2 separate regions of the Homo sapiens genome follow, and region 2 is linked to region 1. Evidence: chromatin loops called from intact Hi-C (ENCODE). Cell type or tissue: PC-3. All regions are shown on one strand. Each heading gives the region's core, and the rest is flanking DNA. Links, peaks and the distances in the headings are about the cores only.

The links. A loop is a pair of places that touch in the nucleus more often than their neighbours do. Peaks named below come from ENCODE experiments on the same cell type or tissue, not always from the same donor. Only the 100,000 strongest peaks of a DNase experiment are listed, where the experiment ranks them.
Region 2: a loop joins it to region 1, with 2.5 times the contacts of the local background. A loop is called at or near these places in 2 of 110 quality-filtered maps.

Annotation. Positions count from the first base shown.
Region 1 is chr2:32,739,286-32,747,627 of GRCh38, forward strand. All of the region lies in intron 12 of TTC27 (tetratricopeptide repeat domain 27), which reads left to right. Among named protein-coding and RNA genes, the nearest start is that of LINC00486, 82 kb to the right of the region's middle. RefSeq lists an enhancer at 4,386-4,525. In PC-3, for the core only: no CTCF peak of the experiment used is centred there; a DNase peak (open chromatin) is centred at 4,746; H3K27ac peaks cover 490 bases.
Region 2 is chr2:32,688,088-32,696,429 of GRCh38, forward strand. The region is part of intron 9 of TTC27 (tetratricopeptide repeat domain 27); the gene reads left to right. Among named protein-coding and RNA genes, the nearest start is that of MIR4765, 57 kb to the left of the region's middle. In PC-3, for the core only: no CTCF peak of the experiment used is centred there; no DNase peak of the experiment used is centred there.

The DNA of each region.
Region 1 (8,342 bases), core at 176-8,175:
AAATAATAATATTTGAAATAAGCAAGTTGGTAAATCACAAATGCTCAAAGCATATTTTAGAATATTAATTTAATTATTTTTAGAAAGTATGGAAAGATGAGACTTTCCTTAATTGCAGGAGAAAAAACATAATGAATCCATCCCCTTCAGAGAAGGGATTTGACTGTCCCCCTAAGTAGTTGTGATGATTATTATTTTTTTAAATGTGCACATGACCTTGTAAGAATTGTGTGTAATAATGACAAATGCTTCTGTTTCTAAATCCTCTAGAAAATGTGCATATTTAAAATTTTAGAAATGTATAGTCATTTACTTTGTCTTAAGTTTTTTGTGAGTTTTAGCCAAACAGCCCCCAAAATCTTGATCTTAAAAGTTGATTTTAGTATTTTATTTAACCCATAAAAGACCTCCTTTACCTGTTTTTCTTATGCTATATTTGCAGATTTTTTAAACCATAGACCCTAAAAAGTTTTGCTGCAATTTAGAAGCAAATGTTTTATTTCTAAAACAGCTGATACTCTTTTGGTATTTGGTCATGTGCCAGTAGCTGTCACCACATTTTGATTTAACTAGAAGTCTGTGAAATTTTAATCCTTGCATTTAATGCTTAATTGGCATAATTTATTTTTAAAAGGCAAATTTGGAGAAATGTTTAATTCTAATTATTGTGTTCTGGTGCTCATGTTTACATCCCGGTGTTGTAGGGTCTCAGAAATTCTAGCTTAGAAACTACCGGCATACATTCTTGTTATTTAATGACCATAGGCAAAATAGCTAAGATTAATTTTGCTCGACCTTGGTATCAGAACTGGTTCTCATCTGTTAGCATTTAGTATTTAAAGGTTATCCGACCCACTTACAGCAATTTCCCCTAGCTGATAGATGTATTCTTATTTTGTTGAGCAAATTTGGTTCCTAAATGAGAGACAAAGACTGAGGGTGAGGGGTTAGGGATAGATAAGGGTTGGGACCTCTCTTGTTTTCTCTTGTTTCAAGGAAGCAAGGCTTCCCTGAGATTACATGGTCCTATCTTTTATTATGCTACATTTGCAGATCATTGTAATCATGGACTCTTAAAAAGTTTTCCTTTAAATTGTAAGTTAATGTTGTATTTCTAAAACAGCTAAGACTTTTTTAGCAATTGGTTTGGATTTCCTGTTTTGGGGGCTTTTTTTTTTTCTATCATAGAGATTCTTTATACAGTTTAAAAGATTTTCCCAGAAGTTCTTTCCTCAAACTATAGCCAGAATAGTCTTCCTAAAGACAAATCTGCCATTCTCACCCCAAGTAACTTCTCTCTGTTTCCAGGGTTAAGTCTGAGCTGTTTCGAATGAGTGGCTTACAGACAACTTTATTTATTTATTTATTTACTTACTTACTTATTTAGAGATGGAGTTTCGCTCTTGTCGCCCAGGCTGGAGTGCAGTGGCACGATCTTAGCTCACTGCAACCTCCACCTCCTGGGTTCAAGCGATTCTCTTGCCTCAGCCTCCCGAGTAGCTGGGATTACAGGCGTGCAGCACCTTGCCTGGCTGATTTTTGTATTTTTAGTAGAGATGAGGGTTCACCATATTGGCCAGGCTGGTCTTGAATTCCTGACCTCAGGTGATCCGCCTGCCTCAGCCTCCCAAAGTGCTGGGATTACAGGCATGAGCCACCGCACCCAGCCTCACTTTATGATCTGTCTCCTGTTTCCATTGCCAACTGCATTTTCTCCTTCTTTTACTCCCCTTCATACCTACTCTGTCATCCAGGTTGCACCTGAAGTTCCAGCAGTACTTTAATAGCTTGAATTAAAGTACTTGTAAGTTCTTGATTTTGTAGCGCCGTCTCACTTCAGACCTTTGTAATTGTTGTCTGTCTAGAACGTTTGTCTTCTTTCAGCTAACTGCTACTTATTCTTTAGGAGATTGCTTTCTACAGAGAGCCTTCCCAGATACTTTCCTCCCACATTTGGTGGTACCATCCACCTGTGTACTCCTATGGCACCCAAACTACTCTGGTACCCCATTTGTTGGCTCATCTGATCTACTAAATGTAAGCTGCTTAAGAACCAGACCTGTGTCAACAGCTGTTGGCCAGGTGTGGTGGCTCACGCCTGTAATCCCAGCACATTGGTAGGCTGAGGCGGGCAGATCACGAGGTCAAGAGATGGAGGCCATCCTGGCTAATATGGTGAAACCCCATCTCTACTAAAAATACAAAAAAAAAAAAAAATTAACCGGACGTGGTGGCATGTGCCTGTAGTCCCAGCTACTTGGGAGGCTGAGGCAGGAGAATCACTTGAACCTGGGAGGTGGTGGTTGCAGTGAGCTGAGATCACACCACTGCCCTCCAGCCTGGGTGACAGAGCGAGAATCCAATAAAAAAAACAAAAAACAAAACAACAACAACAACAAAAAAACAGCTGTTGCCCCAGAACCTGGCAAAGTTTTGGCATGTAGCAAGAAGTCAATCATATTTGCTGCATGAGTAACTAGTAAGTGATCACTCAATAGTTATCTCATTGAAGCAATCTCCATGTAGGACACTCCTTATGGATGACTGCATGTGGCAGAAGATACCCCTCCAACCACTGCCTTACTCTTCTCTCTCCAAAAACAAATTATGAGATTCCCCCACTCCCATTTGAACCTTCTAACTTTAGGAGTAGAAATAGGAACAAACCTTAAAGAATTTTGATTCTTGCTCAGTAAATGCTAAGGAAACTGTGAGCATATTATTATGTAATGCTATCTTTTGAGGGCCTTATATGTACTGCATTCTTTATATAATTATTTTATAATTGTCATATGCTATTCATAACAACCCACAAAATATGGATTGTTTTCATCACTTTACTGATTAGCATTACTAAGTGGCAGTTTTGGAATATGAGCTCAGACCTTTATTTCCTTTAAAGCCAGCACCCATTTCCCCACAACTGCCTCCCATCATGGTTATTGTTAATCCCTTAAAAATTGGATATTAGCTTTGTAAGTTAAAACCTGTTGTGCTCACTTGATTGAGAAAAATAGGCAAAATAATGGAAAATACTCTATAAATTGGTAATGCAAATAAGAGATGATCAACTAATTGAATAATAAAGCCTGTTTTTAATTACTCTGTTTCATCTTGGACCTGGAGTATTTATGTTGGCAAGTAACCTTTAAAAAAATCAAGCCAGAGCATGGTGTTGTCACACATATAACTGTGAAAAACAATTAGTGAACATTTGGCTCCATGAGAGAGTAAGTAGGAGTAGACACCACTACACAGAAGTGTAGCTGGGAGTGTCTGATGGGTGGGGCAAAGTGTTTTGCACTTGTCACCTCTCAGCTGCTGCTCATAGAATAAGAATTTAGACTAGGAGTAAATTGCCATTCTGCTAAAAGGGTTGTTCTTGGTGAGAGGGAAACGTGCTTTGGAGTTCTGTCAGCTGTGCCCCTGTCATCTTTATGTACTGTATTGAGGACGTAGAGCACCTTTCAGTGGTCAGTCTCCCTGTCATTGAGAAACAGCCTCTACAATAGAATCAGAATCCATTTTTTGCTCTCTGCTTCAAGGTAGAAGGCTAGAATTAGACTATGGCCAATGTTTTGTGAGTCCCTTGTGTGTGTGTGCGCACACACTTTTTAAAAATTTTTTTTAATCCTAAAGCTATTGTCAAGATGCCAAATCTGGCTAATTGGGGAACCTTAAATTCTTAGCCTGCTTTTTCTCCATTCTCTTGGAGCAAACCTGTATTTATTAAGTCTAATTTTGCTCTTCATGTGGTCCTCAAAGATACTCTTCATAGTTGGTGCCATCTCTGGGTCTAGAGCTTATTTTTTTCCCCTTCATTTTTTACGTGGAGGGCTTCCTATAGTTGTTGGTCTGCCAATTTCCCTTCCTAATATACTGACCAGTTGCAAGGTCAGATAAGAACCACTCTTATCACACATTAGAATTTTAATTCTTTCCATTAATTCACAAAATTTCCGCTAATTCACAAAGTTAAGGCACAGATCACAGCCAAAAAGGGTAGTTTCATTCCTTCTCACTCAAGTATGAATAACTTTCCTGAAATATTTTGTCTACCTTTTCACTGGAGGCTCAACTTAATTTTTCACCCATATTCTTTACCCCAAACCCAAGGCTTCATCCCTGACAGAGTGCTTCCTGGAATCCTAGTGGTGCTTAGGGTAGGATCTTCTCTCCCACAAATCTCAAATTTCCCATATAACAACTTGCAGAAAAACCATATCATCATAAATATAAATGAGCCCCAATATAGCAGGTTTTCAATATATTAGTTCCTTTTCTTGCACATACCTGAAATTCTCAGTTCTCAACACTGGACTGTTCTATCGCAAAATACACCATCAGGATGGGGAACCCCTCAAATACCCAAAATCCCCCTTCAGGCCATCAGTTTTGCTTCTCTGTGTTTATAGTCCTAAGAAGAGTTGCTTCCTAGTTCTCATCATTTGGTTAGAAGGGCATGTGAAATTCAGATTCTGCTATATGACCTCTCTATTCACTAGGGTAAATTTTTGTTAGATCTCTCCTAATTTAGTCATGTAGTGATACTCAGTATTGATTTCAGCTAGAGTGTGTCACCTAAAGGAGTTCTCCTGTCGTTCCCAAATGTGAAGGATCTTTTATGTTTCTGTTTAGTATCTGAAGGACCTTAGAAAATACCATTAGCCCTTTGTGACTTTAGTATTAGTTCCAGTTGAGTTCATCCAATGTTTATAGACTACCTACTGTTTGCTGGGTAAGAATATTCCAAAGATGACTAATAGACAAACTTACTACAAACACAGTTATAGTCCGATATGATAGATACACATGAGCAAATATTTTAGTATGACAGTGCTAAGATAAAAGTATGTACAGATTCCAAATTCTATGTGGCTCTCATATTTACAGCTACATAATTCTTTCTCTGCTGTCCTGCTCTAAAGCAGTGATCTCCTTGGTTTGTATCTTGCATAGATTCCTTTCTGAGATTTTTAGGACTCCTGTGATTTTCCACACTTTTAATAAAAAATCCAATGTTTGGTGGAAATTAGCCTTATGTGGAAAAATTTAGTTTTGATCTTCTACTATTAGTAATTTTTTTCTCTTTGACCTCACTTTCTTGATTCTTCTTGGCTAAGTTCTGTAATCATCTATTTAATGTTGACAACAGCAATTTTTCTGTTTTTGGAGAAACTACACAGTTGACCAGTGTGATTATTTATGGAAAATATTAATGTTCCTAGAAGCTCTTTCAAGTCCCCTCTTCCTAGAGGTAGGGCAACCTCAAGTGTCTTGCTTTCCAGTCTGGTTTTCTAATGGAAGGAGTTGAGGAAGAAGATAAACAGTTTAGGGCTTACTGCTTCTTTCAACCTCTCTGAGGTAGGTAAGCCAAAAATGAAGAAGAAACTCTCAAAATGTTAGTTTAGCTTGTTCATGGTCATTCATTTAGTAAGTAGATTTGACATTTGAAATATCTGATTAAAAGCACATACATCCATGGCCGGGCGTGGTGGCTCCCGCCTGTAATCCCAGCACTTTGGGAGACCTAGACAGGCGGATCACAACGTCAGGAGTTTGAGACCAGCCCGCCAGCCTGGTGAAACCCCATCTCTACTAAAAATACAAAACTTAGCTGGGCATGGTGATGGGCACCTGTAATCCCAGCTACTCAGGAGGCTGAGGCAGGAGAATCCTTTGAGCCCGGGAGGTGGAGTTTGCAGTGGGCCAAGATCACGCCACTGCACTCCAGCCTGCCAGCCTGGGCAACAGAGTGAACTCTGTCTCAAAAAAAAAAAAAAAAAAAAAAAAAAAGCACATATATCCTCACAGATCTTCTTGTAGTTGGAAGTCTATAGACTAGATTATGCAACACAATTTTTTAGTAATATGTTAAAACTATTTTGGTTGTAAAATAATTAACACATACTAGCTTAGGCAAAAAAGGATATTTTATTGGTTCTTGCTACTGAAAATTCTAGTAGACTTCGCATGAGAGCTCTTCCAGGGGCTCAGATGATATCATCAGGACTTTTTAGCTCTCTCCCTGAGGCAGACATGATGGCCACAGGAAGCCCAAGTTTAGTAATCTCAGTGGAAAAATACAGTCAATTCCACATCTCTAAAGAACGATTCAGTGGAAGACTGAAGGGCTTGAGTCATGTGCCTTCTGCCATCTCATCTGATAGGAACTACCTGGACCACACATGAAGTGGGTTTTCCTCAGGGAAGAGGAGTTTAATTTTCAGAAGATCAGGGAAGGGATGCTGAGCAGGAAAAAAGCAACTGTGATGTCCACTGTGGGGTGGGAGTTTAATGACCTAAATCTGAAGTTGCAAACTGGCAGCTTATGGGTGAATATAGGCCAGAGAGACAGTTTTTTTTTGCCTAACTCAGTATTTTGAAAAAAAAATAATAATAAATAAATATTTTAAGGATACTTCATCTTAAAAAATCTAGACTTCTTGGCCTCTCTTAAAGAGTTTAAAGATGTGGAAACACTGAGCAGCCAGAGTCTCATGTTGGTGTCCTAACTGGCTGGAGCTAAGCAGTGGCTCTTTCCTTTGGATGCTCATCTACCAGCCCACTATATTCATCTCAAAAATTGGCAAGCATCTCTGGGCAATTTAGGGTATGACCTTTGCTCTAAATAGTGCAGGTTTCCCTGGTCAAGTAAACAGCATGTTACTCCGGTTATAATTACAAGTTCTGCTTGAGTCTTGGCCAACTTAGTTTTGTGCTGAGATAGTCATTGCCAAAAAAAAGTATTAAAATTAATAATTAGTTGTGTGGAATTACTATAGATTGTTGAAACAGCTTAGATTTGTATGTATGTGGAGCGGGGGTAATGATCTTTGGGGTTTGCATCTGAAAAGATTCTTGCAAGCGCTGCAGGTTCATTGCAACCAGTTGCCCATTTAAATATGTTTTTTTTGTTTGGGGAATGTATTTTTATTATTTTTAATAGACATTTAGATATAAAGTTTCTTGCATCCTATAAGAATGCACATCTGGCCAGGCACAGTGGCTCACGCCGGTAATCCCAACACTTTGAGAGGCCGAGACGGGTGGATTACCTGAGGTCAGGAGTTTGAAACCAGCCTGGCCAACATGGTGAAACCCCAACTCTACTAAAAATACAAAAAATTAGCCGGGCGTGGCAGCACATGCCTGTAATCCCAGCTACCTGTGAGGCTGAGGCAGGAGAATTGCTTGAACCTGGGAGGCAGAGGTTGCAGTGAGCTGAGATTGTACCATTGCACTCCAGCCTTGGCAATAAGAGTGAAACTCCATCTCAAAAAAAAAAAAAAAAAAAGAATGCACATCTGTATATTCCCATGGGGAAATAGTAACCAATAGCCAGAAATTCTAAAGCTTTTGCATTCTGTGAAGATTTATGGCCATTCACATTTTGATATTGCAGAAGTGATGTTATGTAGGCCCTGGTACTTTATTTATGTTCACTGGGCACATCTTTTGTAGCTCATTATTTGGTAATAAATTATGTAAATTGAGTGGATAAGTGGAGGAAGACAGAGAAAACAGAACATTTTGGAAAGAGTGAAGAAGACTGAGGAATGCAATATGACTAGCTGAAGAAAGGAAATACTGCCAGCATTGCCCTTGGGAAAGATAATTTTGTTGGCAGAAAGAAGAGGTATAAGATCTCAGGGAGAAAGAATTAACTTATCTAACACAAAAATGTGGGATAGAATTTGAGGAAAGAAGAGGTCAGTTCAGACCAAGCAGGGTGACTGCTCTAGTGTTTCTCACCTTCTCTGGAAAGTTACACACTCTGGCCCTTCAGACCCATCTTGCAGTTAATAGAATATCCAGAACTGATGTTGGGTAGCAACAAGTTACACACCATCTATTATGTTCCTCATTCTTAAAAGAGTTGCGGTGGGTGGGAGTTGGTGGAGGAAATATATGAAATCCTGAGTACCCTAGCATTTCCAAATGTGAAGATTTTCCTGATTATGATTTCATTTTTCATTTGTATACAGATGCTTCTTGACTTACAATGGGGTTACCTCCCAACAAACCCATCGTAAGTTGAAAATAATTGTAAATCTAAAATGCATTTAATACCCCTAACTTACTGAACATCATAGTTTAGCCTATTCTACCTTAAATGTGCTCAAAATACATTAGCTTAAAGTTGAGCAAAATAATGTAACACAAAACCTATTTTGTAATAAAGTGTTCTGTATCTTATACAGTTTAAAGTGAAAAGCAGAATGATTATATGGGTACTTGATGTACAGTTTCTACCAAATGTGTATTGCTATGGTACCATTGTAAATTTAAAAAATTGTATGTCAGACCATCGTTAAGTTGGGAACTGTTTATATTTATTT
Region 2 (8,342 bases), core at 307-8,306, 51 kb before region 1:
TACATATAGTACATAGTTTTTTCCATAGATTACATATAGTACTTAGCTTTTTCTGTAATTGAATTAAATGACATAAATAACTACTGCGTATGTAGAAAAACTCCAGATGTTTGTAAACCAAACAATTAAACTGCATATTTTATCCATGGACCACAGAACAAAACAGAGAAGAAATTTATATGTGAAGGTCATTCATGAAGTTAAATCATTGATCTCAATGTTACAAAATTTTCCTCCTATGTTTTCTTCAAGTAAAATTGTTATAACATTGGGTAGTGAAGAAATTTTAGCTAGGACACTAAGCGCATGAACCATAAAAGAAAAAGAGTGATAAATTGGACTTTATTAACATTAAAACCTTCTGCTTTTTGAAGACAACATTAAGAAAATGAAAACACCAGCCATAGACTAGGAGAAAATATTTACACGGCATGTATCTCACAAAAGACTTTTACTTAGCATAAAGACCCCTTTCAACTCAATAGTAGAAACCAACCAATTAAATATGGATAAAATATTTGAACAGACACTTGAACAAAGATATATGCATGGCCAAAAGGAGCTTGAAAGATGTGTAATAACATTAGTCATCAGAGAAATGCAAATTAAAACCACAACAAGATACCACTGTACATTACTGAAAAGACTTACATAACACTTTGTGGGGTAGTTAGAACTCTCATACAATGCTGGTGGTAATGCAAAATGTCACAACTGCTTTGGAACACAGGTTGGCATTTTCTTATAAAATTAATCATCAATTGCTTCTCCAGGTATTTAGCCATGAGAAATGAAAGTATATGTCCTCACAAAGAGTTGTACACAAATACTTGTGGCTGTTTTATGCATAATAGCTTAAAACTGGAAACAACCCAAATGTCCATCAAAACAAATGAGTGATAAACTGCCATGTATCCCTCTCATGAAATAATACTCAACAATAAAAAGTTATGAAACACTGATAAATGCAACAGCATGGATGAATCTCAGACACATTATTGTGAGTTAAAGAAGCCAGGCTGTATGATTCCATTTAATGGAAATTCTAGAACAGCAAAACTACATTGTAATGACAGAAAGTAGATCACAGATTGATTACAAAATGTTGCAAGGGAATATTTTAGGATGATGAACAATTTCTATAATTTGATTTAATAGTGGTTATATAGGTGTATGCATTTGTCAAAACAGGTCACAATACTGAATATGGGTTTTATTCATCTGTCATATACTTCACTAAAGGGAAGAATTCACATGACCAGATTTATTTAGAGCTATACTATTTTAAGATTATCAATATAGACTTGGGTTTCAATATTGATTATTCTATGCCACCAGTTTCAGAAGTACAACACAAACTATTCAATTTACCTAATTATTAAGTGGAAAAAATGTAGAACAAATTCCCAATAGGAAATTGCTTAGTGTTCACATTCGTTATGAAGTTTACTGCTTTTCTGAAGCAAAATCAAGCTAGTTTTCCCCATATATTTTTGGAAACCTGCATGTAAAAGAAATCCCAAAGTTAATGGGGGGAATATACTGTTTAGAGCTCAAGTTGGGGGTACTTTTGACCCTTTGCATTTAACACAGATTATTGATATTGAAAAAATATTTGTTGAATTGAAATTTTTCCCCTTTTGTGATTGAGAGTCAACAGAAATAACAAATAGAAAGATAGCTAGGATGAATGTAAAATCTTAACATTTCTTAGCACATGAGACTTGTATATAGAATAGCATAGGTAATTGAAATAAAGTGAAGTATTAATATATGATTTCTAGCAACTTGTGTTAATCAATATAAAAATAGGTAATTAGTAGAATTTATTTTAAGTCTGTAAATACTATTTTAAGTAGAATCTATATCTGGTATGGAAGGTAAACTATTGGTCATGTGGCAAAATATTAACATTTGGGGAACTGGGTGAAGGATATACAGTAAGCCCTTGCTTAAGGTCATCATGAGTAGGTTTTTGGAAACTGACTTGAATCAAGACAGTGTACAACAGGTCCTCAAGTAACATTGCTTGCTTTAACAATGATGAAGAAAAAAACATGGTTTTGTTATAGAACATTTTGCTTAAAATCTCCTGAATGCAGAGGTTTTTCTTTTTTGAAGAAGCCAAGTGACCAACAGATTGATCACTGGTGTCTTTGCTGCCTATATGAAAATTTGCATAGCAGAGAAAGTTTTAAAAGCTTAATGGCAGAAGATCCAGAGTCTCAAAATTTGCCAAGCATGCTACTAGATGTTGTGGAAAAAATAAAGGCATAAAGCATGGGACTTGCCTTCATGGAATTTTTAATTTAGCCCAGGTCAGAGAAATTTATGAAACTGTACTTAGCAATACTAGGCCCTTTAAACTACAAATGGATAGCACAGATAAAGATATCCTCTAGTTGCTAAGAAAGGAAGACAATATTTAGGACTGAGCAGTCAAAGAAGGCTTTGTTCACTAAGGGAGGACTTGAGTTGGAACTTGAACAACAGATAGGGTTTAGATGGAGTGATATAGCATAAGCAAAGGCAAGGAGACGGGAGAATGTAAGTTGTATTTGGGTCCTTTTGTTGAGGGTAATAGTGAGACTTAGGGAAAAGTAGATTTGAAAAAGTTTTTAAATGACCTACCTAGCAAGGATAGGGGATTTGGACTGCTCTTCCACTTCTACTGGGAATTATTTATAGATTAAACTTGGAATTTTAAACTTACTGTCATTTGGTACTGATTTCAAAAATGAATGCTCTTTTAAGTAGATAATTAAAAAGCGGGGATAGTTCTGCTTTTTGTAGTATTTCTTTGTTCCTTGCTTTGGAAGATCAGTGTGACCTGGGTGGGCATCGTTCGATTTGGCTTTAGTGTAGCCAAACAATCACGCACAGGAGAGCTCTGAGCTGGCTTTGATTTATGTATGGAAAAAGCAGCTATCTGAAAGCGCCTTCAGTGTTTAAAGGAGTAGCCTGGTTGTGTGTCATTTAAAGGGATCCTAGTGACCTTTGGAAGAAGATTATTTGAAACGTGCAGTGACAAGAATGAGAAGGAAATTTGTTTTTAATAGAAATGACACTCTAGATCCTCTTTGATGATGGTACAGAATTTTCTTTGCTACTTTTCTGGGGCATGAGGGAAATGCCCATACAGTGGGAAATTGCTAGCTGAATAAAATAGTAAGTCCTTCTTAGGTACATATATAGCTTGTCATCATATGAATATTTACTTTTTTTTTTTTTTTTGAGACAGTCTTTCTCTGCCCAGGCTGGAGTGCAATGGCGCAATCTCGGCTCACTGCAACCTCCACCTCCCAGGTTCAAGTGATTCTCCTGCCTCAGTCTTCCAAGTAGCTGGGATTACAGGCACACGCCACTGCACCCAGCTAATTTTTGTATTTTTAGTAGAGACGGGGTTTCATCATGTTGCCCAGGCTGGTCTTGAACTCCTGACCTCAGGTGATCAGTCCACCTCAGCCTCCCAAAGTGGGGGGATTACAGGCATGAGCCACCGCGCCTGGCCTGCATCTCTTAATCTTTGATGAATACTTCTCTTTTGTTCTCAAAATATCCTCTTATACACCTTATCAACAATTGCTGAAGAGAATTGATTCTTTAATTTATAAAATATTATAACTATAAATAAATATTACTAGAGTTTATTTCACATTCACAACAGTCATAAAAATATTAAAAGTACATGAAAGATTACATACTTGTAAAAGTTTACTGGCTCAATGAGTCACCTTTTATAGATTTTGGTCAATGAGAGGTAAGAAATGAGAGAACTTTTCTTAAGACAGGCACACAAATGTTATTTGTAAGTGGTTTCTGGCCTTTGTTTTGATGTGTAAAAGTGGAAATTCCATCTCATGGATAAGTACATGGTTGCAAATGGCATGAGGTTTTTCAGCAGTGTGCTAATTCTGAATGTGGGGATATTCTTTTTTAATTTTTTAGGTTTTTTTTTTTTTTTTTTTTTTTTTTGTAGAGACAGGTCTCCCCATATTGCTCAGGCTGGTCTTGAACTCCTGGGCTCAAGTGTTCTGCCCATCTCGGCCTCCCAAAGTGCTGGGATTATAGGCGTGAGCCACCACACCCAGCCATGAAAGCGGGGATTTTTGAATCCACCAACTTTCTGAGGGCTCTTTTTCAAACCCATTTTGATTTTTAACCAAATACTTATAACTTAGTGAGCTGATATTTCATCAAATTACCACAGTTAATAGAATCCATGGTTAAAAATAAGACAGCATTTACAACTATGTAATTCCACATGAAGTACCTGGAGTAGCCAAAATTCATAGAACCAAAAAGCAGAACGGGTTGCCGGGGGCTGGGGGAAGGGGGATTGGGAGTTGTTTAATGGGTATAGAGTTTCAGCTGCAAGATGAAAGTAGTTCTGGAGACTGGTTGTACAACAATGTGAATGTACTTAACATTACTGAACTGTGTGTTTAAAAATTGTTAAAATGGTATATTTTATGTTATATGTATTTTACCATAGTTTTTAAAAATTAAAAAGAGAAAAGCATTTGTAATAGTGTCAAGAAACATCAAATTCCTAGGAATAAACCTATCAAAAGATTTATGAGATCTCTATACTAAAAATCTGGTGGGGCACGGTGGTTTACACCTGTAATCCCAGCACTTTGGGAGGCCAAGGTGAGCAGATCACTTGAGGTCAGGAATTCAAGACCAGCCTGGCCAACATGGTAAAATCTTGTCTCTGCAAAAAATACAAAAAAAAGTTAGCCAGGCGTCGTGGTGAACGCCTGTAATCCCAGCTACTTGGGAGGCTGAGGCAGGAGAATCGTGTGAACCCAGGAAGCGGAGGTTGCAATGGGCTGAGATCGCACTACTGTACTCCAGCCTGGGTAACAGAGTGAGACTCTGTCTCAAAAAAAAAAAAAAATCTATAAAACATAATTAAGATAAATTAATGAAGATGTAAATAAACGGAGTGATACGTCTTGTTCGTGACTTCATGTTTTAAAATTTCAAGTCTTTCCAAATTAACCTACATAATTAATACAATCCTTAAGAAAGTCCCAGAACTTTAAATTTGTTGTTTTTATTGTTTCTGTTGTTTTTTCGTGAAGCTAAAACTGACTTTGAAATTCATATGGAAATGCAGAGGACTAAGGATATAGCTCAGGCAGTCTTGAAGAACAGAGCTGGAGGGGAGGACTTCTGTTGTCAGATAGCAAGACCTATTTTAAGACAGTGCTCATCAAATTGGGGTCCCTGGACCAGCAGCATCAGCGTCACCTGGGAGCTTGTTAGAAATGGAATTTCTCCGGCTCCACCCTAAACCCTGTTCAGTCAGAACCTTTGAGGTTGGAGCCAAGAACTCTGTGTTTTAACAAGCTCTTGAAGTTATTTTTATGCTCTTTAAAAACACAGAATTAAGACATTTTGACACAAGGAAATATAAATCAACCAGTAGTCTAGAAACAGATCCATACATATACAGTTCATGTGATTTATGGCAAAGGTGGAGTTGTAAAACAGTGAGAAAGGATAGACTTTTCAATAAATATTACTAGGTAATTTATATACCTCTAGGAAAAATGGGCATCTTACCCCTACATCATACTGTATATAAAACATAATTCCAGATAGATCAAATATATAAAAGTGAAAAGCAAAACTATAAAGCTCTTAGAGGATGAATGTAGGAGAACATCTTTGAGACCTTAGGACAGTCACACAGGACAGTAAAGCGCTAACAAAACAAAAAATGGTACGCTGGACCATAGTTAGCACTTCTTTTTATGAAAAGATACCATTACTGTTGTAAAGCACTTAGACTAGTGCCTGAACAGCACATAGAATGTGTTATATAAATGTTTATTAAATAAAACTAATAAATAAAATGAACAACAAAACAGCAAAAACAGCAAACTTGTATCGAGAACAAATAAAATTCTGGTTAGAACCACCGTTGTAGAGGCTTTTGCAGTTGAGTAGTTACTGCATTTTTCTCAGAACAAGAGGCTAACTCTCTAGTCGTCAGCCTTTTGGTAATCTCTGTTATTTAGGACCAGTTTTAGAGTGAACTGTTCAGAAATTTTCTTAGCATTTCTAAGAAATGAGTATGAATTATTGGAATAAAAATATGAATTATAAGAATTAACAACATGTAGTATTTTATATCTTCATAAAAATGTGTCCTTTGGGAGAAATAAATAATTGAAATTAAAGTGTTTACTATAATTAACTATACAGAAACATATCAGAGCCTTTTCATGTGCTAAAATAACCCAGCTTTTGGGAAAAAAATTCTGAAATTTGGGAGCGTGGTATATATGCATACTGGATGCTTCATGCAAAATATTATTAGTAGCCAGGCCTAGTGGCTCATGCCTGTAATCCCGGCACTTTGGGAGGCCAAGACAGGAGGATCACTTGAGGCCAGCAGTTTGAGACCAACCTGGGTAACATTGTAAGATCCATCTCTATTAAAAAAAATAAGAAATTATTAGTGACTTTAAAAAAGTAATGAAATATTACTTTGGGCATAATTATATTTCTGTCTTTATATGTTCTGTTTATGTTTTTAGCAACACAAAATTTGAATGTAAGATTCCTATTTCTTTTTTTTTTTTTTTTTCCACAAGGTTTTGCTCTGTTGCCCAAGCTGAAGTGCACTGGTATGAACACAGCTCACTGCAGCCTGGACCTCCCAGGCTCAAGCGATCTTCCTGCCTCAGCCTGTCACGTAGCTGGTACCAGAGGTGTGCACTGCCACACCAGGTTTTTTTTTTTATTTTTATTTTTTCTAGAGACAGGGTCTTGCTGTGTTGCTTAGGCTGATCTCAAACTCCTGGGCTCAAGCAATCCTCCTGTCTTGGCCTCCCAAAGTGCTGGGATTACAGGTGTGAGCCACTACGGCCAGCCTGCTCTGTCTTTTTAAGGATTTTGACAGTAGTGGTTTTGTAAAATACATATTTTTTTATATACATAACACAAAATGTACCATCTTAACCATTTTTAAGGGTACAGTTCAGTGGCATTAAGTACATTCACAGTGTTGTGCAACCATCAGTATTATCAATATGCAGAACTTTTTCAGCTTTCCAAACTCTGTATCCATTAAACAATAACTCCCTTTCTCCCCTCCCTTTAGCCCTTGCAACTACCATTCTACTTTCTAGCCCTATGAGTTTGACTACTCTAGGTACCTTGTTTAAGGGGAATCATAAAATATTTTTTCTTTTGTAGGCCAGGTGTGGTGACTTATGCCTGTAATCTCAACACTTTGGGAGGCCAAGGCGGGTGGATCACCTGAGGTCAGGAGTTCAAAACCAGCCTGGCCAACATGGTGAAATGCCATCTCTACTAAAAATATAAAAAATTAGGCCAGGCACGGTGGCTCACGCCTGTAATCTCAGTGCTTTGGGAGACCGAGGCGGGCAGATCACGAGGTCAGGAGTTCAAGACCAGCCTGGCCAATATGGTGAAACCCCATCTCTACTAAAAATACAAAAAGTAGCCATGCGTGGTGGTGCGTGCCTGCAGTCCCAGCTACTCGGGAGGCTGAGACAGAAGAATCACTTAAACCCTGGAGGCGGAGGTTGCAGTGAGCTGAGATCGCGCCACCACACTCCAGCCTGGGTGACAGAGCAAGGCTCTATCTCAAAAAAAAAAAAAAAAAAAAAAAAAAAAAAAGCTGGGTGTGGTGGCGGGTGCCTGTAGTCCCAGCTACTCTGTAGGCTGAGGCAGGACCATCGCTTGAACCCTTGAACCCAGGAGGTGGAGGTTGCAGTGAACCGAGATGGCGCCGTCGCACTCTAGCCTGGGCAACAAGAGTAAAACTCCATCTCAAAAAATAAAATAAAATAAAATAAAATATTATGAAAGTAAAAATAAATAAACAAATAAAAATACGAAAATTAGCCGGTCGTGGTGGCATGTACCTGTAATCCCAGCTACTTGGGAGACTGAGGCAGGAGCATTGCTTGAACCTGGGAGGTGGAGGTTGCAGTGAGCCAAGATTGCACCACTGGCACTCCAGCCTGGGTGACAGAGCGAGACTCTACCTCAAAAAAAAAAAAAAAATAATTGTTCTTTTGTGACTGACTTCACTCAGCATGGTGTCCTCAAAGTTCATCTGTGTTGTGTATATCAGAATGCTATTCCTTTTTAAAGCGGATTGATACTCTGTTGTTTCTATACCACATTTTTGTTTATTTTATTTTATTTTATTTTATTTATTTTTTATTTTTTGAGACAGAGTCTCACTCTGTCGCCCAGACTGGAGTGCAGTGGTGCAATCTCGGCTCACTGCAACCTCCACCTCCTGGGTTCAAGCACTTCTCCTACCTCAGCCTCCCGGGTAGCTGGGATTC